Regions from separate parts of the Mus musculus genome. Here regions 1, 2, 3, 4 and 6 are each linked to region 5. A link is a loop called in an ENCODE intact Hi-C map of the cell type or tissue named here. Cell type or tissue: left cerebral cortex. All regions are shown on one strand. Region 1 has its middle 2.6 kb from the start of Ptch1. Region 2 holds the start of Gm30950 (a long non-coding RNA gene). Region 3 holds the start of Hsd17b3 (hydroxysteroid (17-beta) dehydrogenase 3). Region 4 holds the start of Gm40981 (a long non-coding RNA gene). Region 5 has its middle 20 kb from the start of Gm30999. Region 6 overlaps Ercc6l2 (excision repair cross-complementing rodent repair deficiency, complementation group 6 like 2).

The links. A loop is a pair of places that touch in the nucleus more often than their neighbours do. Peaks named below come from ENCODE experiments on the same cell type or tissue, not always from the same donor. Only the 100,000 strongest peaks of a DNase experiment are listed, where the experiment ranks them.
Region 1: a loop joins it to region 5, with 2.1 times the contacts of the local background. A loop is called at or near these places in 9 of 42 quality-filtered maps.
Region 2: it touches region 5 in a loop (2.5-fold over the local background); 4 of 42 quality-filtered maps call a loop at or near these places.
Region 3: a loop joins it to region 5, with 2.3 times the contacts of the local background. A loop is called at or near these places in 8 of 42 quality-filtered maps.
Region 4: a loop joins it to region 5, with 2.8 times the contacts of the local background. A loop is called at or near these places in 8 of 42 quality-filtered maps.
Region 6: it touches region 5 in a loop (4-fold over the local background); 3 of 42 quality-filtered maps call a loop at or near these places.

What each region holds. Positions count from the first base shown.
Region 1 is chr13:63,566,328-63,570,327 of GRCm38, forward strand. It overlaps a transcript of Ptch1 not described here. Among named protein-coding and RNA genes, the nearest start is that of Ptch1, 2.6 kb to the left of the region's middle. RefSeq lists enhancers at 1-146, 2,455-3,516. In left cerebral cortex, a CTCF peak has its summit at 1,802; DNase peaks (open chromatin) are centred at 15, 472 and 1,657; H3K4me3 peaks cover 2,480 bases; H3K27ac peaks cover 2,193 bases.
Region 2 is chr13:63,927,665-63,931,664 of GRCm38, forward strand. Gm30950 (a long non-coding RNA gene) reads left to right here and starts at 91. Exons shown (of 3, transcript XR_382567.2): 1 at 91-173; 2 at 450-567. In left cerebral cortex, a CTCF peak has its summit at 1,855; a DNase peak (open chromatin) is centred at 1,928.
Region 3 is chr13:64,086,069-64,090,068 of GRCm38, forward strand. Hsd17b3 (hydroxysteroid (17-beta) dehydrogenase 3) reads right to left here and starts at 3,133. Exons shown (of 11, transcript NM_008291.3): 1 at 2,919-3,133; 2 at 1,103-1,149. The coding sequence starts at 3,060. In left cerebral cortex, no CTCF peak of the experiment used is centred here; a DNase peak (open chromatin) is centred at 2,184.
Region 4 is chr13:62,917,833-62,921,832 of GRCm38, forward strand. Gm40981 (a long non-coding RNA gene) reads right to left here and starts at 3. Exons shown (of 3, transcript XR_873589.1): 1 at 1-3. In left cerebral cortex, a CTCF peak has its summit at 1,976 (motif pointing right); DNase peaks (open chromatin) are centred at 76 and 2,012.
Region 5 is chr13:64,034,195-64,038,194 of GRCm38, forward strand. No RefSeq gene overlaps it. Among named protein-coding and RNA genes, the nearest start is that of Gm30999, 20 kb to the right of the region's middle. In left cerebral cortex, a CTCF peak has its summit at 2,342 (motif pointing left); DNase peaks (open chromatin) are centred at 1,035 and 2,324.
Region 6 is chr13:63,899,185-63,903,184 of GRCm38, forward strand. Ercc6l2 (excision repair cross-complementing rodent repair deficiency, complementation group 6 like 2) reads left to right here. Exons shown (of 19, transcript NM_001013608.3): 19 at 1-1,118. The coding sequence ends at 319. It overlaps Gm46423 (a long non-coding RNA gene), which reads right to left. Exons shown (of 3, transcript XR_001780983.2): 2 at 1,867-1,999; 3 at 1,575-1,637. Among named protein-coding and RNA genes, the nearest start is that of Gm46423, 5.5 kb to the right of the region's middle. In left cerebral cortex, a CTCF peak has its summit at 2,237 (motif pointing right); DNase peaks (open chromatin) are centred at 2,210, 2,676 and 3,090; H3K4me3 peaks cover 979 bases; H3K27ac peaks cover 705 bases.

The DNA of each region.
Region 1 (4,000 bases), 470 kb before region 5:
GTCAGATGGCTTGGGTTTCTGCAACGCGATTGGCTCTTGGAGGGCAGAAATTACTCAGCAAACATGACTATTATTAGCTGCTTAGCAACAGCTCACCAAAGTAGAGAGACCACCCAGGTAGGCAACCCCCGTGTGTGCATCCCAGGCTTGGGGGTGGGGGGGCGCTCGCTCAGCGCCAACCCTCTCGCATGCAATACTTCCATTAAGGAATGCTCCCCCCTCCTTTCTTTCTTATTTCTTTTCTTTTCAACAGTGTCTTCTTTTTCGAGACGCCTTTTGCGAGCGCGCGCGCACACACACACAGACACACATACACACGCACACACTCACACGTACAGGAGCATTTGCCTCGCAATAGACATGAGGGATAGGTAATATATTTTTTTAAGCGCTTAAACAATTTCTGAGATTCCTCAAAGAAAACCCTTTTAGAGGCACTTTGGCCTCAAGCTGCAGCAAATACTGGGAGGTCCGGCTTGAATTCCCAGGCCTGCACCAATAATGACAGGGTGGTGGATAGTGCGCCAGTGTGTGCCAATTTTTTTTTCTCCTCTTTTCTTTTATAACCAAAGGCAAGACTTAGACTCTCGCAGGGAACAACGCCTCGTATTAAGATAAACAAAATGGAAAGTTAAAGAGGCGAGCAAGGATGTTGGGAAAAGCCAGCCCTTTTAAAAACCCCTCTCACTCCTCTATCGCCCCCCTCCAATACACAATACAGTCCAATTTGAAAACGTCTATAAGGAGACTCCAGACAAGTCTGCTATTTTATTTGAATTTTTAATATATAAAAAGCAAATCTTTTCAGCAGGCCAGAGAAATGGAAATGAGAGATTTCCTGATATTTGGAATTCGTCTGGATCCTCATTAATTAATCACATTCTTAAAGTCAGTTTTAAACTTTAAAACAAAATAAAGCTCGATACACACCCTGTAACATTTAATAGCGTGACGTAGAAGAGAATAAAGGCTTTGATGTGGAATTCATTTTAAACAAATTGTTCATAGAGCGCTACGATTTGTCCTGATATTGTGTCCAGTGTCACCAAGACATTCAGGGGATTCACAACAACAAACAACAAGAAGAAGAAAAATGCGTAGTGGGGAGGGGAGTGAATGTTGGAGCCAGCAACAAATTAAACTGTCTACACAACTACGCTCTTTAAGAAAAAAAAAAAATAACACTTAAGAAAGCACATTCCATTCTCCAATAAGTTTTGAAGTTCCTCCTCCCCGCAGTAGACACCAGACCCAGAAACACGGGATTCTGCTACGTCCTATTATTTTTCTTTTCCGACTTGAACTGCAGAAGGAACCGGAGTAGTGAGGAGTCAAATGAACCCGTGAAATGGGGCAGTGTGGCTTTAAGATGCACACGGTGTGTGTTCATTGAAGAAAAAAAAAAAAAAAAAAAGAAGAAAGAAAAGGAAAGAAAGAAACCCAGATGGAGGGAAAGGGGGGGGAGGAGTGGGGGAGAAGGCGGAGCCTACTCCACCACGTGACCTGGACCGAGAGGCCCATGCGCGCACCCGCGTTAGTGCGCGTCCGCGCCCGCGCGTTCCTGTCTTCGGCCTGCTCGTGATGCGGACGCACAGGTAACAGGGTCCGCGCGCGAGGCCAGCACGCCCCAGCCCTCATCACAGTGCGCACAACCTTCCCTGGCCCCGGGCAGTGTGCGCGCCCTACCGCCGCGGACAGACGTGCCGGACACGCCGTAGTACATTCCTGAAGGCGGCCCGGCCCCCTCGCGTTGCCCAATGAACGCGCGGCTTCTCAGCTGCCAGCCAATGGCTGCGTTCCGGCCCTTCCATTCAGCGGCGCCGGCTGCGGTTAGACAGGGGCCGCGCAGGGGCGCGCGGCCACCGGCGGAGCACACGGCTTTTGGGGCTGGCGGTGGAGGGTGAGGTCTCCCCCACCCCCATCGCGTTGCGGTCCTTCATCGCTGCCCAGCCTGCCGCCCCTCTAGCCTCGTCTCCTTCCGGGCTTCCCTAGGACGCCTTGCCATCCTGAATCCCAAACCCGCAGAATTCGTGTGGTTCCTAAAGTGGGGTGATGAATCTGAGCGAACAGAGACCAAGTAGAAGCATTTGGGGGTGTTCACGGGGTAAAGAAGAGGACCTGGGTGTTAGGCCAGCTCGGAAATTCAAAACTTCTAACACCAGGGAGCACGTGATTTTTCGAAAGACTGACTTTCGGAAGAACTGAAAAATCCTGAAAAGGCATGCAGGGGAGGGGAAAGACACTAACTACCTTAACGTCGAGTAACGTGCTGGAAGCATGACTGTTAAGATAGTTGGTTGTCAGCATAAGGTAGAAAGGGGGTGAACTACTATTAAGCTTTCACATTTCATGCTCTTGGAAATTGGGCTGTTTTTTCGAAAGTTGAGGGTGATATCCCGAGTTCAAAGGTCAGCCTGGGTTTTTGTTTTGTTTTTAATTTGAAGCTGGTTGTGTGTATGGCATCGCTCTATAGACGTTGTCTTTTCAAATTCCTTACAGTATTTTACTCCTAAGCGTGTACTGTTTCCCTCTTCCAGCTTTTTACTTCTTGGGTTGCAGTATAGCTGTTTGGATTCTAGAATGAAACTTTAGCCCAGCTATGCAAAGCCTCTTCCACTCGGGCGCTTTTCCCTTGGTTTGACTTAATTCTTAAACGTTTTGAACATGGAACCCCGAGGTTTGCAGCGCTCTGCGACCCCTCGCCCGCTGTTTGATAGGTTAACTTTTCAGCATCCCAGACAATGGTCCTGACCTGTAAACTCTACCCGTAGGTTTCAGGACGCAACCCCCAGGCTCTCTCTAACAAGCGCTATCTTAATCTCCCCAGCCCCCACCCGCCGCTTCCCCTGTGGTCTGCTTTTTTCATAGAGATGAATTACTTTGGGGATCTAATTGGCCTTGTTTCTGTAACGTTTTAAGAAAGGGAAGAGGAGCCAGTCTAAAAAGACTGCTCGACTTGGGTGGTCAGGGCTGAGGCTGCCCCCAATTTGCCTCATTGCTGATGCATGTGAGTGTGACATTCCCAGCGATAATGTTGTTCCTAATCAATCTACCCTTATTTACATTTGTAAGCTTTGTCGGCTTTAATATGCATGCCCTGTGCAGGGGACCGCTGAGCCACACCGGGTTTGTTAACTTCCAGCTAACTGCAAGGATTCCACAGACCTGAGAGGCAGAGTGGAGGAGACAGGCCTGCTAAGGTGTCTGGCAATACAGTCCCTTTGAGGGTCTTTCTGCCTGGTGGCTCCCCAAATAACGGAGAGCTTAGGGCCTTGACCAGCAGGAGCTGCCAGTCTCTGTGAAGCCAGAGCTGAGTGACCATCCACTCTTCCAAAGGAAGTTCAATAGAAAATATAAACTGTCATTTTTCTTCCCATCATGACCCAGGACAGATTCCTTCAATGTTCTGGATTCCCTCGCTGTCTCCTCTCCTCTCTGTTCAGTGCTTCAGATATCCATAGCCCTACCACACACAACTCAGAAATGACATCAGATTGTCCAAGTGCTAGGATGACACTTGAGATAAAGCATCTGTCCTTTGAGTTAGGATGTTCCAATGGTTTGAAATTATTAGTGCCAAACATGTTGAGGTTTAACTTTTCACTGACTTCTCAGAACTCTAAGAGTCTTTAAGATCCTTTATCATGTAGCTCATTTCTGCAGCATATAGAGGTAAAGATGTTCCAGCCATTTGACCCTAGGCTTAGTCATAAAGTTCCCCCCCCCATTAAGTTCAGCAGCCTTTCAGAAATTCAAAGAATTGCAAATATGATACTAAATTCTACAGTATTTTTATTGCAAGGAGGGGATATAGAGAGGAAGTGGGTGTGATGCTTTGTGTATGGATATTACAAAGGTAGCAGAAAGATGGTGGAGGTGGGGATGTAGTGTTCTACATATGGATGGGTAGCCCCGGATACAGGACAGGAGTGATAGGATAGGGCCTGGGCAACTCTAAGGCAGCTTGGATAAGAGTTAAATCTTAAGCCAATCTGCCACC
Region 2 (4,000 bases), 110 kb before region 5:
CTTCTCTCTCTCTCTCTCTCTCTCTCTCTCTCTCTCTCTCTCTCTCTCTCTCTCTCTCTCTCAAGGGCAAAAGGGGAGAGAGGGAGAATGGAGGGGAGTGGTAAATGAGGGGAGAGGGAGGAAGGTGACCAAGAGCAAGCTCGAGTGCTCCTGGTGCTAGCAATACTGGGTCTGTAAGCAAACCTCTTCCTTCCTTCCTTCCTTCCTTCCTTCCTTCCTTCCTTCCTTCCTTCCTTCCTTCCTTCCTTCCTGTTCCTTTGTTCCTTCCTTCCTTCCCTCTCCTTCCCTCCCTCCTTCCCTCTCCTTCCTTCCTTCCCTCTCCTTCCCTCCCTCCATCTCTCTCTTCCTCCCCTTCCCTCCCTCCCTTCCTCCCTCCCTCTCTCCTTCCTTCCATGGTAGGTCTCATTCTCTGGAGGGTGATTTATATCCATGAAAACTTTTGCCCACAGTCACAAACCCATGTTACAAAGCCAGTTACAAAGTCAGCAGTGATAAGAATTCTCTTTCCTGTGCTGAAATGGAACTTGCACACCGTGAAGCCTTCTCCAGAGTGGCAGCGGTAAGCAGGTAGGACACCCTGACAGAAGCACCTCTCACAAAGGCTGCACAACCACAGGCAGAAGTGTGGTGTTCTACCTCCCAAACTCCTCCATCCTCAACCCCTGAGCTTTGAAAGAAGCTAAAGTTAGAATCAGTCTCCTACTGTATCCAAAGCTATCTTGAGAGTGAGAGCTTACCTACTTCTTGGAGGGGTCAGTCCTTGAAGAAGGAACACACTCTCGCATGGCTGATTGGACACCACCAACAAGATGGTTCTGTAGTCTGCTGTGTCTATTTGGAATCCTGAAAGTGTGATTGTATCCCTGGGGTCAGAACTTGGTCTCAGGATTGATGAGGGTCACTTCATACTTGTGTGTGTGTGTGTGTGTGTGTGTGTGTGTGTGTGTGTGTGTGTGTGTTGGGTGTGAACCCCACAGCCCATTTGGTAGGTAAGTACTGTCTCACTAAACTAGTTGCTCAGCTGGAGTGTCACCCATCCCTAGCAGAATGTAAACCAGCTAGCCAGCAAAGCTTTTGCTTGGTATCTTTGCGAAGGGAGGCCATGTGTGTTCATTAGGCAGTTGACTTTGGGGGACAACGGGAAGCATCCACCAGATCAAAGGGAGGTGGGAAGAGGAGACAAAGGTGAGTGTGAAAATGTCAGAAGCACGGATCAGCGCCTAGAAGGCACATGCTGAAACTCCCAGGTTCTTACTAGATGAAGGACATGCATGGATAGTGGCTGAAATAGACAGCTTAGTTATTAAGAAAGGGGAAGGTACTCTCTGGAATGTAGGCCAGAGCCCAGAGGTTTAGAAGCTCGGGTTCACTAGAGGCTCAACCCTTTATGGGTCATTCTTGCTCACTCACAGGTCTCAGGCTTTTCTCCTGCTCTCTCCTTATGCATGGCTGTTGTCTGTCCTTTATCTATCTACCGCCGCTTTCTCCCACATGCTAATCTTCATACCTTCCTCTTCCTGCCTTATTCTCCTGCCACCAAACCAGAAGGGCTTGTTGGATGGGAAAGTAAAAGGGTCACACACATTAGGTACTGTGAAGAAAAGCGAACCAGCATAGAGTGCCCTGCTGGATCCTGGCAGAAGGTGGACCTGAAGGCGAGGTGCTTATGCAGAAGGGATGTGTGAAGGAGACTGACAGGAAGTGTGGACATTGATCAGATGCAAGGGGGAGAGGTTGGAAGCTTGTTGCAGAACAGCAAAAGGACCCTTGAGAGGCAGGAAGCCTCTCTCTTCAGAGCTGGAAAGAATTCTCTCAGCTGCTTCATGGTACAGTTCTCTGATGCTCTGCTGGCCCCTACAGGAATGCATTATAAGAAATATGAGTGTAGCAGATATCCACAGCCATACTGTGCTTCTGAGTTCCCACATACCGGCCAAGCTAAACTGCTACCTGCCCCTTCTATGGTGCTGAAAGATCCCCATGTGGGAGAGCCACAGAGTGTGACAGATGGTAGCCAACTGTTCTGGGCCATGCTCCCAGGCAAAGTGCTTTGTGCTTTGAAAAAATCTCTAACTGCAAGTAAGGTTCACCAAACGTTCAAGTGAGAGAGAGAGAGAGAGAGAGAGAGAGAGAGAGAGAGAGAGAGAGAGAGCCAGCAGAGAGGACAGGAGCAATTATAACTGCTCATCTGAGAAGGCTGTTCCTTAAGGGGCACAGAATCTGCTGTTGCTCTAAAAACATTAGCCAACATTTATGTGTGACAAGTTACCTCTAGCTGGGGTAGCTTTAAGCATATTCCAGTTAACTTGCTTCATGCTCACCCAGACCTCCAAAGTTAGCTTTTTTTTCCATGTTCCAAATGAGGAAACTAGGGCATAAATTGATTTAATGACTTCCTCAAGGTCATACTGAGAGTAGATACTTAGTTATCTGTTATTGCCAACACGATTGCTACACAGTTAGCAGCTTAACCAACCCTCTGCCCTTATCTCCCAGGGTCTGAGAATCAGAATCTAAAGAATCTAGCTTAGGGCCTCTCAGGAGCTGCAGTCCAGTGGTCAGGCAGCACTGAAGTTTCATCTGGGACACCAGCAGGAAAGGATCTGTGGCTGTCGGCAGATGGCTATTCCTGCAGTCGTGTTAGAGTGACAGCCTCAGGACCCAGTGACTGTTGGCCAGAGGCCTCCTTGGCCTCTTGCTTTTGGGTCTCTATGTGATCACTTACAAATACCACCTGTGTCCTCAGAGCCAGTTAAAGAGGGCACCTGCTCTAAGGAAAGCCAGTCTTGCGCACCGCCATTGTGCACATGGCAGCTCATCATAGTTGCTGTGTTGATTTATAAGAAGCAACAAAGCCCCGTGCATGCTCGGGAACAGACAGTACTGGGGAGCCACGGTCTCTGTAAAGGCTCCTCTGAATCTGCCAGATAATGGCCTGTATCCGAACCCAGACAGCTTGGCTTCAAAGCCCTGCATCACTAAGTTTGCTTTAGCCTTGGCAAACACCCGATAATGGTGCCTTACGGGAGAACAGGTTTGTTCTGGTCTGTTATGTGGAGCGGCTTTCGCCTTCAGTCCGTAGTAGTGCAGTAGGTGTGGTGACAGGAGCTCGATGCAGCTGCTCACGTTTTGTCCCCAGAGACTAGAATGAAAAAAGATGAATACAGGGGCCAGGCTGCCTTCTCCTCTTTGCATAGTCCAGGAACCAAGCCTATGGGACAATACTGCCTACCTTAGAGTGAGTTTCTTGCTTCAATTATTCCAGCTTACAATCTACCTCACAAGCATGCCGTTCATTTGTTCCCATGGTGATTCTAGAGCCTGTCAAGCTGGCAATCAATATAAACCAGCACAGCCTCCGGAGCTAACCATTGTGCTCCCCGGTAGCTCTAGTGTTCCATTGCTGTGAGAAATTAGCCAAGGCAAAGGATTCATGGAGGGAAGGGTTTGTTCCAGTTTCAGAGGTTTCAGTCCACGGCGACTTGACTGTCATTGTTTTGCAGCGGTGAAGAGGGAGTTCATTTTCTGGGGAGCATGGGATAGAGAAAACCGCTCATATCGTGGTGTCCAGGAAACAAAAGGGCCCCGACACCCCCTTCAAAGGACCTCCAGTGACTAACTCTCTTCCACTGGACTCTACCTCCTGTGCTTAAGGAGAGGCAGAAACATACTACACAGCGTATGCTGGTTAGCATAATAATATAACATGGCATTCGGAAGTGAGGGATGTTGCATGGTTGTGGTTTAAGTATGGAGTGCCCACCAGCTCATGGTACTGCTCTGGAAAGCTGTGGAACCTTCAGGAGGTGGAGTCTCACTGAGACAGTGGGTCAGTGGGGCTGAAGTGGTATGGTTTTATAACCGGGTCCTTCTGTCTGTCTTCTGTCCGCTTTCCTGACTGCTGGCACAGTGCGACCAGTCGCCTCATGCTCCTTCAGGCGCGCCTTCCCTGCCATATTAACTGTAAGCCACCACAGATAAGAGAGAAGTAGTTAGTACA
Region 3 (4,000 bases), 52 kb after region 5:
TGTACACACATGTGGTGTGTGTGAGAGTGTTTAAATGCTCATGGGCTCACATGTATGTGCAGGCTAGCCTAGCACGCATGTGGCTGCTTGTGCGTGTGGAGACCTGAAGTTTCCTTTTTAATCATTCTCCAATTAACTGACTTTGGCAACAACTCTCGCTGAACCCAGACCTCATTAATTGTCTAGTCTAGTTAATCAGTTTGCCGGGGGAAATCCCCTGTCTCAGCCTCCCCAGTGTTTTTGAAACAACGGCTATACTTGATACATCTAATCTACAGAAATAAATTTTGAATTAGTATGTTTCCTACTAGTATAGGATAAATAAAAGGGATTTATTTTCTTACTTATTTTGAGACAAGGTCTTATTATGTAGCCCTGGCTTTTTTGGAACTCACTATGTAGACCAGACTGGCCTTGAACTCACAGAGATCCTCCTGCCTCTGCCTCCCAAGTACTGGGATTAAAGGCGTGCGCCACCACATTGGTGGCTCACAATCACCTGTAACACCAGCTCAAAGGGATCTGATGCCCTCTTCTGGGTATGTAAGTGGCATACACATATAAACACACAAACATGAACACCTATAAAATAAACCTTTTTTTAAGTGTCTAAGGGATGGGATTATGATCTTTTTCAGTCTACTCTCATACTAAAGGTATTTTACTTTTTCATCTATTTTTTAAAGATTTATTTATTTATTATTATATGTAAGTACACCGTAGCTGTCTTCAGATGCACCAGAAGAGGGCGTCAGACCTCATCACAGGTGGTTGTGAGCCACCATGTGGTTGCTGGGATTTGAACTCAGGACCTTCGGAAGAGCAGTCAGTGCTCTTACCCGCTGAGCCACCTCTCCAGCCCCGGTATTTTACTTTTTAAATGAATGTCTATAATCTTTGTACACAGGAAAGTGTTGGGTAGGGTGGATGCTTATCACAAGGGAGGGATCGTTGCCTGGAGGGTAGCTTCAAAGCTAGGCTGGTGGAACTCACCTGTAGTCTCAGCTACCTAGAAAGCTACCTAGATCCATTTGAGGTCAGCCTGTGAGACATGGCAAGAACCGGTCTCCAAAATCCATACCACAAAAAGGAGCCACCTCACCTCAAATGAATAGGCTTTCCCGATGCCATCGCCTGCTCCGGTAATCACTGAAAGAAACAGTGGCAGCCTTGAAACAAGAGGACACATCTTCAAGCCTCTCTCTCGCAGTCTCTTGTATATCTCTGTCTAGAATGCTCAATACCACAAAGCCACGTTGCTCCACTCCAAGGTTTCCAGCCTTTGGTAACCTGGTTAGAACACTGCAAGTGAAGGGTGAAGGGCTTTTCTGTTTTGTCTTTGGGGTGTGTGTGTGTGTGTAGGTGGGGGTGTGTGTGCGCGCTTTTGGAGGGATCTGTGAGTCTAGAAAACACACTATGAAATGTAGCCAAGCACTAAGCCAACAAGTATTTTATCCAGGCTTGGGGCAGTACAACCTTAGCAACTCAAGGGCAAGCATGTACACTGTCATTGCTTCATTCCTGCCCATTGCTCACCCTAAGAACACCTCAGGGTTCCTTCTGAGAAGTGCAATCTGGCCCCTCCCCTCCTTCACCCCATAGGTCCGTGGCCCTCAATGCCTTGGAAGATAGGGAACCTGGCAAAGAGGATACAGGAATGTGTATGGGGGATGCAGGGACCTGAGGACCTTGGATAGTTAGCCCCCAATACCACTATCTACTAGTACCCAACAATTTCATAGGCTTTCAAGCCCTTCGTTTCCAAAATTGGAGACAGACGACCACAATTACAAGTTTCACAAGTCACCACAAATATACCTACCTGCAGCTGACCTTGGCACCAAGCATTAAAGGGCACACATTTTTTTTTAGACACAGTTTTTAAAATGTTCATTAAAACCCACTATTTTTATTTAAAAATAACAAAAAGATTCACGTTTATTGAGCATAGATATCAGTATACTTTTTCTCTGGGTATCTTCCAGCCTTGTTCCCAGAGTTTCCTGTTCTCTATGTGAAATCTGTTCCCTCCCTGGTTTGTCTGTTCCTGACGACATCGCATATTTCCTCATGGTTATCTTATTCATTCCTAACTCTCAAACAAGCTAACATTGTACCTCTCACTTTGAAGCCACAGAGTTTCTGGCTGCATCTTAACTGCTCTTTGGGGAGTGTTCTTAGAAGGGCTACGTGGGCAGCAGCTATGCAGAGTTCTAGCTGCACAGATACTCGGGCATTTCATGGGCGGCAGCTGTGCAGGGTTCTAGCTGCACAGATACTCGGGCATTTGACTGTGCCTGGTAGGGTATTCAGATCCAGAATACACAAGCTCAGTGGCTTAGTAAGTAATAAAAGCAGCAAACACACGTGTGTACATACCATATATTCATACACACGTATGTACACGTGTGCATACGCAGTGGAAGTGTAAGAAGCATCCGTTAGAAATCCATGGGTCCATCCTAAACAATTCTCATATGGTCATTAAAAAAAAAAAAATCCATGAGAAAGTTTACAAAGTTGCCAAGTTTAGTGAATAGAGGCACAGAATGCATTTTTAAAAAAATAAATTAACATTTGGATTAAAAAATTTTTTGAAACTCCCTTTAATAAAATGTAAGCACACCAGCCAAGAGTTTAGAAATCTGGAAATCTATAGGTGAGAACTCGGTACCTCTGCCTGGTTTATTATTGGTATTATTAGAAAGACTCCAAAAAGAAGTAAATCTAGCAAAGCAACAGACACGAGGGAAACCTGGGGGGCAGTCCCCTTCCCCATCTCCTGATCCATACCTTGATTTTCCAGACAGTTCTAGTTCCACACATGCTGTCTAGTCACACCATTACATGTTGTGCGGAGTCACAGAGGCATTCTGAGACGTAAGAATAAGAGAATAAGACTGGGAGAATCTTCTTACCTGCCCATTGTCCCATTGATCGCAGGAAAGAGCTTGGCAAAGCCTTGCAGAACCTCAGAAAAAGGTGCTGCGAGAACCTCATGCACTTCACCAGGCAAACCAGGCCCACGAAGAGCCCTGCAGCAATGAAGAGCTTCTCCATGGCCTCCTCTGGAGCTGTCTTGCTGGAGATGCTGCTGGACCTGGTCTTTATCCCCGTGTGATTCCCAGGGCAAGTGGCCTGGGTGCCCGCCAGATCTCCTCTGAGGAGGCTCTGGGTGTGTTCCATGTATCTGGGAGCATTTAGATTAGAGGAACTTCTTTATGTAACCTTGTGATTCGCAGGCATCTGAATCAAGTATTCTTAATAATATCTTTACAGCATGGTTAGGGCTTCTGTGGCTGTGGAGGTACTGGGTAAAGAAGACAGTAGACTTGAAGACAAGTGAAACCCAGAGAGAGGAAACAGAGCACTCTGGGAGTCTCCAAAGAGACTTGGTCTTGTGACTTGATCTCCAAAGGAGGTCTCTGCATTAAAAGCCTGATCCCCTGCGTGGTGGGGATGTGGGAGGCGATGGAGCCTGTGGGAAGTCCTGCAGTCCCATGGGAAGGCAGTGTTCAGAGGAAAACACTGGCCACTTGGAAAGAGTCTTTCCTTACTAATGTCAAAAGCTACACCATAAAGTCTCACCCAGCATGACTGGCAAAACAAGGACAACATCAGTAGGCATTGCCAAAGTAAGCCTGGGATAGTCCACTAGGCCTCAACCCTACACAAGAACTATAAGCAACTAATAAGGACTCTTCCCCAGGGAAGAGCACACCAATTGATTATCTAATACCAAATGGTCAGCCCTGAAAACATACAAACAAAAAAAATTATACAAACTAAGATATATATATATATATATACACACACACACATGTATATGTATGTATGTATATATATATACATGTATATGTATGTATATATATACATGTATATGTATGTATATGGATAGATATAGATAGATAGATAGATAGATAGATAGATAGATAGATAGATAGATATTAAAGTCACCATTGCAAACACCTGAGCTTGAGCTAATCATTTTAGTAAATTG
Region 4 (4,000 bases), 1.1 Mb before region 5:
CATAGAGTTAGGGCTTTACTGAAGGACTCCTCCTTGGGGAGGGGTCACTGAGCCTATGCTGTGCTGTTACTCTCAGTGGCTCTTTGCCATGTCCCAGACAGTATGGCCTTGTGCTGTGTCTTGCCTCCTGGTGTTTTGGCTCTTCTCCAGGGTCTTGGTTTTTCCCTCTGCAATGGAAAATCAACACTTTAATTCTAGCTTGGGCTCTCCCTTCTAGAAGACCTGGGTTTAAAACAGTGATTTTTTTTTTTTTTTTTACTTTCCCAGTTAGTAAAATGTATAGAAATGGTTTGTTGGGTCATGAAGAAAACAATTAGCATAATAACATACTCAGAAAAGCTGTATCCAAACACAGATAATGATCTAGGAAGGTCTGTGAATCCAGAATGTGAGTCTGTGTAGATCAAATAAGTACTCATGCCACCTGAGAAACAAAACAAAAAAAAAAAGATGTAGGCCTCAGTTCCTAGTACGTGGTTCAGGGAAACTTTATCAAACTCCTGTCTTATTCACACACACACATACAGCCCCACAGGGTCTATTAGAACAATTCAGGTTTTTTTTAAACAAGCACAAAAGGAAGGTTTGTACTCTGTAATGTTCCTAAAACCCTGACAACATCATGCAAACTTCCACTTGTAGTCAAAACATATAACTTGTTTTGCTGTGGGGATCTTATTTTTAAAAAAAGCTGAAATTTATGCACATTATATCTAAAGTATTCACAAAATAAATTTCCTTTATAAAACATTTCTATGGCCATCGTATAAAAACAGTGGCTTTCAATGTTGGAAGGCCATTTCTACCACACATGCATGAACAGGTCTTTGGGTGAAAAGGCCTGTGTCTAAAGTATGAATCCTTATACATGCCAGCCTGGGTTATATGGAGCAAGTCACCACACTGGGGACCATCTTTGCAGAGCAAGGCAAAGATAACATGGTTGAGTTTCCTTTGTAGCATGGCACACAGAGTAGGTATCTTCTGAGGTCATAGCAAGATGGAAAGAGATGGACTAGACAAAGCATCCCCTTCATCCGCCTAGCCTTGAAGAACACTTTGGGAAATGCTAAGGCACATGAGTGAGGGAGAGATACCATCAGTTTGTCACTGCTGATTTAAGAAGCTATGCTATCAATGGATGGACCTGGAGGGCATCATCCTGAGTGAGGTAACCCAATCACAAAGGAACTCGCACAATATGTACTCACTGATAAGTGGATATTAGCCCAGAAACTTAGGATACCCAAGATATAAGATACAATTTGCTAAACACATGAAATTCAAGAAGAACGAAGACCAAAGTGTGGACACTTTGCCCCTTCTTAGAAATGGGAACAAAACACCCATGGAAGGAGTTACAGAAACAAAATTTGGAACTGTGACGAAAGGATGGACCATCTAGTGATTGCCATATGCAGGGATCCATCCCATAATCAGCTTCCAAACGCTGACACCATTGCATACACTAGCAAGATTTTGCTGAAAGGACCCAGATATAACTGTCTCTTGTGAGACTATGCCGGGGCCTAGCAAACACAGAAGTGGATGATCACAATCAGCTATTGGATGGATCACAGGGCCCCCAATGGAGGAGCTAGAGAAATTACCCAAGGAGCTAAAGGGAACTGCAACCCTATAGGTGGAACAACAATATGAACTAACCAGTACCCCGGAGCTCTTGTCTCTAGCTGCATATGTATCAAAAAATGGCCTAGTCGGCCATCACTACAAAGAGAGGCCCATTGGACTTGCAAACTTTATATGCCCCAGTACAGGGGAACCCCAGGGCCAAAAAGGGGAGTGGGTGGGTAGGGGATTGGGGGGGTGGGTATGGGGGACTTTTGGGATAGCATTGAAAATGTAAACGAGGAAAATACCTAATAAAAAAATAAATTAAAAAAAAAAAAAAAGAAGCTATGCTATCAGACGATTTGTGCACATGGCTGCCGATGTGCTAGCCACAAGGGGGCGCTCCTGGGTAAGACACCTAGCTGGCCTCCCACAACAAAAAAAACCCAGCAAGGATCTTAACTCGGTATTTGGAAAAATGAATAAAACTGCATGTAAGGAACCCAGTTCCAGGCAATCTGTCATCAGTGTGTAGCAGTAAGAAAAACAAGCAGAATGTACACGGCCTCTGTCTTCACAAAATGAATGTAGACAGCTGGGAAGTTTGCTGTAAAGGAGGGTAATTTCAGAAAAGACTGTATTGTTGGTTGTAGGAAGTTTGCTCAAGTGACATCATACAATAAAATGTTCAGTACTTTGAAAGGCCTGATAAGTCAATAACTTTAGGTCCAAACTATTACTAATAGTTTGCTTATTCAAGGTCTGCGCAGATAGCCAAGATGTACTCCAAACAGCTCAGCCTTGTAGAGCGAGAACTTCACCAGAGTTAGGTGGGTTTTTTTCCTTTGCTTTTTGGTAAAAGGATCAACGACACGTTGTGGGGCATATGTAACACTGGTGCCCAAATATTGCAAGGGATTACGAAGAAAATACATCCAGGGATAGACACAAATCAAGAACAGATTGAGCTAGGCATGGTTTAAGCCACCCTTAAACAGATTAAGCAGGGCTCACACCTATAAATCCAGCACCTGGGAGACAAAAGCAAGATGATTTGTGCAGTTTCAAGGCCAGCCTGTCTAGATGGTGAGTTCTAGGCTAGCCAACAAGACCTTGTCTCGAAAAATAGATAATAGACAGACAAGACCCCCATCTGTTCATCCCATCTCTCTAGCTTCAGCGGCCCAACATACTGCTTTTGAACAGGATTCTATCAATACCTTAATGATCAGGGTGCCAGGAGATGCCATGAGGGGGAAATCTTGCCCGAATCTCTTAAAATTTATGATAAAGTCACCAAATACCTGCCACTCACAAGCCCTGTGCTGTTCTAAATCACGACAAATAAAAGAAAATCAAATGGGGACCTTTACCTATTGACTTGATTCATAGCCAGATATCTTAAACCTTCACACACACACTAAAATTGCAAAAACATTAACCCTGCCACCAGCATGAAAAAGATGTCCCTACCCTAGCTCCATGTTCATTTGACTGGCAAGTTTTATGATGATCCAAATGTGATCACATTTAGTAGGAATATTTAACTTCAATATGTATATATATTACACATTGTAATGTGCTTAGCAGGTCATAAGCCAAGGAGCATAGCCTTTTATTAACCAATATTTTATTTAAATTGTGGTAATCTTTTCAACGTTCCTGAAATTGCCAATTGTTCCCACGTAAACTGTCACACATATAGAAAATAGTTCCAGGACTATCATTATTAGAGGTCGTGCTTTTCTCCTGGCTTCTCTTGGCCATGTGTGGAGGACTAGAACACCTGCAGTCTTGAAGCTACCTGGGGTCACTTGTTTTATTCCCAAACCCTAGACCTAGTTCTGAACATGAGTTTTTAAAACTTAGGGTTCAGATGATGAATTTCCATACAAATATAAAGCTAAGAGTCATTAATCAGAGGCTTGGTGGGCAGCAGCAGCTTTGAAGGTTTGGCTGGTGATGCAGGAAATCCCATAGCACAGGGTTATTCTCCCCTGCCCCCCCCCCGAAACTCTCCATAAGAAATACATTTATAACGCAGAATAGTGATGTATATGTGTATGTGTATAAATACACACACAGGAAACCAACCAAAGTTGCCCAAAATCGAAACTTTTCTCTCCCTGTCAAATATGCTTTCGTGTTTCTCTTATTTTTTTCATTCTGCTCATCTTCCAAAAAAAAAAAAAAAAAAAAAAAAAAAGGTTTGAGAGGCAGGGGAGATGGCTTAGCATTGAAAAGTGCTTGTGACTCTTACAGAGGACCAGGGTTCAGTTTCTAGCACTTACATGACAGCTCACATCCTCTGCAACTCCAGTTCCAGGGGATCTGATAACCTCTTCTGGCCTCCACAGGCATCCAGCATGCACACGGGACACAGACATATGCACAGGCAAACACCCGTACACCTAGAGTAAAATAAAAA
Region 5 (4,000 bases):
AAGAAATTGTCCAATGTGGGAACAAGAGTTTTTTCAGAAAATGGCACAAGCTCTGAAAGAAATGGAATCGTGATGTAGGAGAGAACCCAGCGCCTCCTGGGATACCCAGGAAAAAAGTGGTTTTTTTAAGAGTCTGTGAGCTGAGACCTGAATGACAAGTAGTGGCTGCCATGTGAATTTGGGACAGGAGTGTTCCAGGTAAAATAATAAGCAGATACAAAGGCCCTAAGGTGAAAATGTGCAGGTCCCTGAAGTACACCAGGGCCAGTGCCCTTGGAGAGGGATGACTGATGGAAGCGAATCTGTGAGGGACAGTGTTGCTCAAGTGTGGAAGTCCAGCATATACTCAGTGCGATTGTCTCCTTTGTTCAGCGATGTCCACACACTCCCAAGCTTCTTGCACTGAAGTCATAGGGGAGTTACATAAGTCAGAAAGTCCATTCGGATCACAGAGGGAAGAGAGGACAAGGGCAAAGAAGAGAACTTCATCTGGAACCCATGGAAAAGCTTGTGGAGTGTTCTAGACAAGGGTGGCTAGCTTGAACCTCATTTATTCTTGTTTACACTGCATGTCCACAAGCATGCATGTTTACTCACAGAAGTCAGATAGGACGTAGAATCCTCTGGAATTGAAACTACAGGTAGTTGTGAGCTGCCAGACATAGGTTCTGGGAACAGAACCTGGTTCTTTTAGAAGAGCAACAAGCACTCTTAGCCAATGAGACATTTCTTCAGTCCTCCAAAAATTTCTGGTTTTTAGAAAGAAAATGTGGCTATAGCCACAGCCCTCTTAACAGTTCATGGGCTAGTTCTGCCATCGTGCAGAGCCTGCTACAGTGAGGGAGTTGGGGGGTCGGGAGAGTGTAAGGGAAAAAGCATAGTTGCCTGCCCTCCAAGCTGTCAGAGTCCCAGACACCACGATCAGCCACCTCTGGGATTTTGCTGAAAGATAAACACTGATAAGGCCTGCAGGTCATCCCCAGCAGCCAAGGCCCCCAAGCTCGCTGAGAGGAGGTGGTGCTCCCAGAGCTGAGTCGACAGAAGCCAGGACTGCACGTGCTTCCCTTCAGAGGGAAGCTGCGGCTGGCCACCCACCCTGGGTCTGCGCTGCCCCAGGATGGATCCCCCCCAGAGGGAAAGCATTGTTTGTGTCCTTCTCTGAGAGGCCAGGAGGTCAGGGACAAAAAGTCTCCGGCAGACTGACAGGTTTGGGGTTGCATCTACACAGAACTGTGGCAGAATTTCAATCTCCATTAGCAAAAAAACAAAAAACAAAGCAAAACTATGCTACAAAAGCTACTAGTGAACACACCATGTCCGGGGCAGGGTAAACATTAGAAGTATGTCTGAATTTACCAGAACTGAGCAGTGCCTGCTGGGATGGGCAAGCCTTTGAAGTTAGCTTCTTACGGAGGAACAAACCAACAATAGTAGCAGCAACAACAAAACCCCACAGACTCTCTAAAACTAAATTACTAGAGTGATGTGGGCATCCCTCCAACCTGACCATAGTCGCCCTCCACTGCTATGGGCTCCATTCTACAGGCCTAACTAGCCAAGGATCAAAAATTTCACATTTGGGACTGCAGATGGAACTCAGTTGTTGGGGTGTGTGCTTAGCAGACACCAAGCCTTGTGGTTTGACCCCAGCACCACTTAAACAGCATGGAGTACACACCTGAAGTACCAACACTAAGGAGGAAGGTTTAGGAAGATCATAAGTTCAAAGCCATCCTTAGATAGTCAGCAAGTTTGAGGCCAGCCTGGGCTTCGTTAGAGCCCTGTATAAAACCAAAACAAGACAAAACAAAACAAACAAAAACCCTCAAAATGGCATATGTTTTAATATGTATACTTTAGTTTCTGAAAATCCAACATAACAACTTTTTAGGCAACATTTGGCTATTATATTCACGCTGAGCTACTTAGGGATGGTGGGGTGCACATCACACTTTTTATGAGGGGCAAAGTACACTCAGATTTTTATTTGAGGCCTGAGGTGGAGTGCCAGCCCGTGGATGACTCTCTTGCCAGCACTGAGGGATGATCATAATTTATGCTGAAACTGTCCACACAGGGCCTGTGACATGCCCCTCTAAAAACAGGATGAAGGTTAGGCATCCTTGTCTGACCCTAGAGAGACTGACCTAACAATGATGCCCATAATCAAACTCACAACCCTCTCAACAGTTTTTTGTTTTGTTTTGAGACAGGGTCTCAAGTAGCCCAGGCTGGCCTCAAATATGATTAGTAGCCAAGGATAAATTTGAACTTTTAATCCTCTAGAGTGCTTGGTGCATGGCGCTCAGTCTAGCGTTCGCACAGTGCAACACTGCCCTCTGGTGGTCAGTAGAAGACAACGGCCTGATACTTCAGGGACAGGTTCTCACCAGGGGTCCTCACTCTACCTCCTCTGCTCCTTAAACAATGTGGAGATTGAACTCTAAAGTCTGCCTTCCTGGAATGTCGGTGGGAGGTGGATTCTGGGCATCTGGTGATCCAGGAAGGCGATTCTGGTCGAGGAGCTCTAGGGGGTTTTCGTCTTGGTGTTTAGGCTTGGAAAGTCTAGTCTGTGATGCTGGGTAATCCTGAAAGGCTGATCCAGAAGCAAAGGAGGCAAAGAATTAAAACCTGTGCTGCCTATGAGACGGGACTTGTGCAAAAGCTGCACACATGGTGCTAATAACTACAACGAGAAGGACTGAGAACAAGAGTGACTGCCTGGTTTCATTGGGATTTTTCTCGTTTAGTGGGTAAAGGTGCTTGCACCAAGTCTGACCACCTGAATTCAGTTCCCAGAACCCACATGGTAGAAGTCCCAAAAGTTCTCTTTTGGCTTCTGCATGTTTGTGCGTGCACACTCAATAAACAAATGTTTAGAAAATAGAGGGAGTGTCTCCAAAAGCCCCATTCCCTTCCACTGCTCTTCAATCCAGCCCAGTCAGGCTCTGAAATCTCACCACTGCATTTTGGGTGTGAGGCACAGAGACACCCTAGTACTGTCTGGGCATAGCTCGAGGCCTAGACTAGACTGCTCTCAGCAATGAGGACTGGCAGAAGTCAAAGACAGATTCTGTCCTTCAGCTGAGCCCAGCTCTGGCCTCTGGAGAGTCCTTTCTCCTTCTGGTTTCTGACTTGTCACTGTCTCCTGCAAGCAGCCCTTCTCCATCGCAGTACATTCAGCCTGGCGTATCCTGGCTTTGCTATGCTCCCAGTTTGCAGAGGCTGTTCTCTGTTCAGTGTCCAGTCTCTCCATGTCCCATCCCCACATCCCGAATAGCACATCTATTCACCCCTCCTGATCTTCTGGAGTCAGCTCCTTGGGTCAGCCACTAACCTGCCGACTGGCTGCAGGTGTAAGGAGGAAATAGGAAGATGGAAAGGGTACATCCTTTGCTTGCATTTTGACTTTCTGAGCATTTTCTTGTTTTTTGTTTGTTTGTTTGTTTGTTTTTGGTTGGTTGGTTGGTTGGTTGGTTGGTTGGTTGGTTTTTTCGAGACAGGGTTTCTCTGTGTAGCCCTGGCTGTCCTGGACCTCATTTTGTAGACCAGGCTGGCCTTGAACTCAGAAATCCCCCTGCCTCTGCCTCCCAAGTGCTGGGATTAAAGGTATGCCCGGCTCCGGCAGCATTTTCTAAGGCAATGATTGCATTTGCATTTTCCTTGAACATAGAAGTTGCAGATGCACAGCCAGACTTCATGACCACGAGAGAGGGAGCTGAGCACCAACTTCCCAAAGTCCAGCATGCCTGTGAGAAGAGCCTCCTTAGAGATGGCAGATGGTGGCAGGTCTGCAGGAAGTCCTGACACGTGATGGCTGTGCATAGGGTGGTCTTACCATCCAGCTGCCCCCCTCCCCCCAAGAACCTCAGGAGTGTTTCCAAAGTGCCAGAGCTCAGAAACCAGGTTTCCCTCTGGGTTAAAGGTTTCCTCTCATTTAGGACCAAATCATAGAAACATGAAAAAGGCAGCTTGGGAATGTCAGCCTTTCCAAAATGCT
Region 6 (4,000 bases), 140 kb before region 5:
TCTTAACGACCTCTTTAAAAGCCACGGGGAAGGTCCCACACAGCTGCCAAAGAATGTTCTTTCAGGACCTGTGGCAAAAGCAAAGCAGAAACCAAAAGATTTCTGGGACATCTTGAATGAGCAGAATGATGACAGTCTCAGCAAACTCACTGACTTGGCAGTGATAGAGACGCTGTGTACCAAAGCACCCAGTACCTCAGCCTCCAAAAGGAAAGATGAGCTGGAAGCTTCCCTTTGGAAAGCAAACGAGAAGTTTTTGTGGAAGACATTAAGCTCAGATGTTGACGATGAAAGCATAAGCAATACAGAGAGAGAGTAGGACATGGACGTGCCATTAACCTAGATATTGATGAGCTGCTGGCCCTGGCTATGGATGTTCATGTATGGGGCACACTGAACATTTGTTTACAAACTTGTGTATTAAATTATTGCTTTAGTATAATCTAAACAGCCTAGCATGTTATCATGGGTTCTTTCCCTAATATCTGTTTTAATCATTAACGCTCATGTATGTAGTTTATGTAGTACTGGAGGTCAAGCCCAGGACTTTATGCAAGCACTCTGGGCAACTGAGCTACATCTCCTGCCCCAGATTTGGTCTTCAGAACAAATGTAATTGTATCATATTGTAACGTGTCATAATATAACTATTATTAACTGGCATCTTCCCTCCTGTGTGAGTCCGTGGCCTTACGTGAGTGACTTGCCCATTCATTATCTGAAAGATAACCGACACACAGCCTTCCACTTTTAAACTCCAGAATGCCCCAAAGTCAAGTGGCAGCCACTGCCCTCTCCTCATTGGCATTGGGAACTTACTGTTTTCCTTCTTCCTTGGAATTATGTTCTATTACTATTAAATTATTTTAGATAAAAGTTATAATGAAGACTCAACAATTAGGACTCAATGTATGGCATTATGTTAAAAATGCTAATTTTTATAATCACTCAGAGTTTGTGTGCTGTGGTCTAAAGAAATGGGATTTTTATCTTTGCCCAGGATTCCGATGCCTTAACTTTTCACATTACTATGATTTAGTAAATATAAATAGATTTATAGCCTAACTTTGTATTTCTTAAGTAAAAGGAAATGAATAAACATTTGATTTTAATTGAAACCTCTTTCATCGAATTTAATATATATGGTTTACACACTCTGATTTATTCATTTAGTACCCCTTTCCCAGCTTCTCTGGTCTGTGATAGGTACGGCTATGTAGGTGACAGTGGTAAGAGCAGCAGTGTAGGTGACAGTGTGTTAAGTGACAGCTATATGTAAAGGCAAGGAGGTCCTATCTGTAAAGTTTCATGTTGTATAGCTCCTGGCATTGAGACTGGCACATTGAAGTGTCAGGCTAGTACCTGCCCACATTCAGCTGAGCTCACAGGACCATATAGGAACTATCTATTCAGAAAACAGCAGGCTCTCCAGGTCTGTCTCTCTCTGTCTCTGTCTCTCTCTCTCTCTCTCTCTCTCTCTCTCTCTCACACACACACACACACACACACAGGAATACTTTATTACTTTATTCTGTTACTACAAGAAACTCATGAACCTCTTACCATGTTGGAACACAGCATTTGAGGTAACTTGAATCTGTGTCCCAGGGCCGGCCATGGTCACTCACACTTGGCAGCTGGAGCATATAGGGGAGGGAGAGCTGTGTTTGCATGGGCAGAAATCAGTGCCCCGCCCCCCAGTAAAGCACTCCCACTGATGGAAACCAGAAGAAATGGGCTCCCGAGGGCTTCTCCAGTCTTTGGAGGCCTCTAGTCCCACACCACTCCCCGGGGAGCATGAAGGGGCCCTTTTAGTAGGGGAGCAGGCTTTGGATTAGCCAAACTAAGAACTGTTGACAGATTAACCTCTTGTGTATTTGGGGGTACACCCGGGTTGCGGAGTAAGTCAGAATCAGTCCAGAGATAGGTTTGACACTCAGTAGGCAGCTGACCATCCGAGGGTAGGCAAGGTGCAACTCCTGGGCTTTTCCTTTTCTGCCTGCAACAAGATGGACCACCGCCAAATGAGCTTGGCCGTACCCTGCGGACAAACTGCAGATACTGTGAGCCCCAAATGAGGACTTCTCTGTACTTCCGGTGGCTGGCAACTCCCGGAAAGGGGCCACAAAGCCTAGCGCTGCTCTCCCTCCCACTTGGCAGGACAGAGCATCTACCCTAAAAGAGAAGAATGGCTAATGGAATTATGCTTTGGCAGTAGCGACGGAAAACTCCTGAGCTCAAGCCAGTGGGGGGCGCGTTATCTGCCACCAGCCGAAAGCCAGGCGGCTTCCCGCATCCCTCACAGCGTGACGCCGTGGGTGGTCCAGCTTTGGTAGTGCAGGAGCTTAAAGAACTGAAGCCCTAAAGCAAGGGGACGCCGTATGTCAGCGATCCTGTGGAGTCCCTATAGTATCCTGGCAGGAGAGTGGGGATGGTCACCTAGTGCGGTGTCAGTCAAGAGACCAAGCGAGTATATGGACAGTCAATAGGCAGGAGCAGGTGGGGACCCCCACGGGGCACAGCTTGGCACAGTTGACTGGGCGAGTGCACCCCAGGCTTAAATGTTCTGAATCCTGGAGGCCAGAGGCGCCGGTTTCTGCTGTCTAAATCACTTTCAACTGATCCCCAACGCGCAGTCTTGGGAAGCTGCCAGACGAAGGCTCCCCCCTTCCCGCAAGCACCTAGACAGAGCTGCAAAGCAGAGCTAGGAAGGAAGTGGGAAACTGGCAGGGTGGAACTCCTGGCCGGTTCCAGGCTCCGTGTTAGCGAGGGCCGCGGGGACGCAGCCAGGCAAGCCTCACAAACACACAGCAGGCTGGCCCAGGAGGAAATCCGACTTAGCACCTTGGCGAACTCCACCTAAGATTCCCCGGCCAGCTGCCCCGGGAAGCGGCCCCCCACGTCCAGACGCACTCCCCCAAGCCGGTGCACGTCTTGCCCTTGCGCTTGTTGGACCTGCTGGCTGGGCCTCCAGTCCTTGGCCACACACCCTCTAGGACAGGCCCTGCGGTTGCCTTCACTGCCCTCCCACCTTCAAGCTTCCCTCAAAGCCAGAGCCTTCTGCCAAGCCTCCATTCCCAACCTGTTATCACGTCCTGGAGAAAATGTCTCTGAAATAGTTCCTGAATCCCACTGCCAAGAGCCTGAGTTTCTGTCCCTCCACCTCCCATCTGGATGCCTGCAGACTTCTCCCTGGGTTCCCAGGCTTCGGCCTCCTCCCTCTCTAATCCATTTTCCACACTGCATCCCCAAAGCCTGTTGAAACATAGGGACCTCCGCTGTAGTAAACCTCTCATTTCCTCTGTTAGGGAGGGTAAAGGGGATTGGGCTGGGGAATAACTACATCAGTTCACATTTATTGAGCATTTACTTAGTCGTTTGTTTAACATTTCAAGTGCTTTTCACATTTAATCTGCCCTAGACCTCTCCCGGGCAGGTGTTATCTGTTTTATTGAGGAAGAAACTTAGGCAGAGAGGCCACACAGCCCTGTATTGGCAATAGCTGCTCGGACTGTTTCTCTTCTACCTGAGAATCTCCCAGAAGCACCAGGTTCTAGTTAGTAAGTAGACCAGGCTATTAAATCAAACTAGCACAGTCCCCCACATTTGGCTTCTGAACACTAGAAGCCCAGGTCATTACATTATTCTTGACTAACAATGCCTAGGAGATACCTCATGACTGATGGAGACACTCTTCTGTCCCTCCTTCCAACACAAGCTCTTTAGAGCTCTCAACCCTCCTACCTGCTCCCCCACCCCCCATGTTTTTGCATCCCTGCCTGACAATCTCCGGCCATGTCCTCTGCTTGTAAAAGAGTCCTGATTCCTATTGTCTGGGAGGAGTGGGATTCCAGTCTTTAATTTGTGGCTGGGAAATCTAGAATCAACAGTGGGCCTTTTCCAGTCATCCTCCCACCCACCCTAAAAAAAAATGGTATCACTGAGTCCCTAGCCCTATTTTTCCCACCTAGGAGTTAACAAAGGCTCTATACCTTGCCTG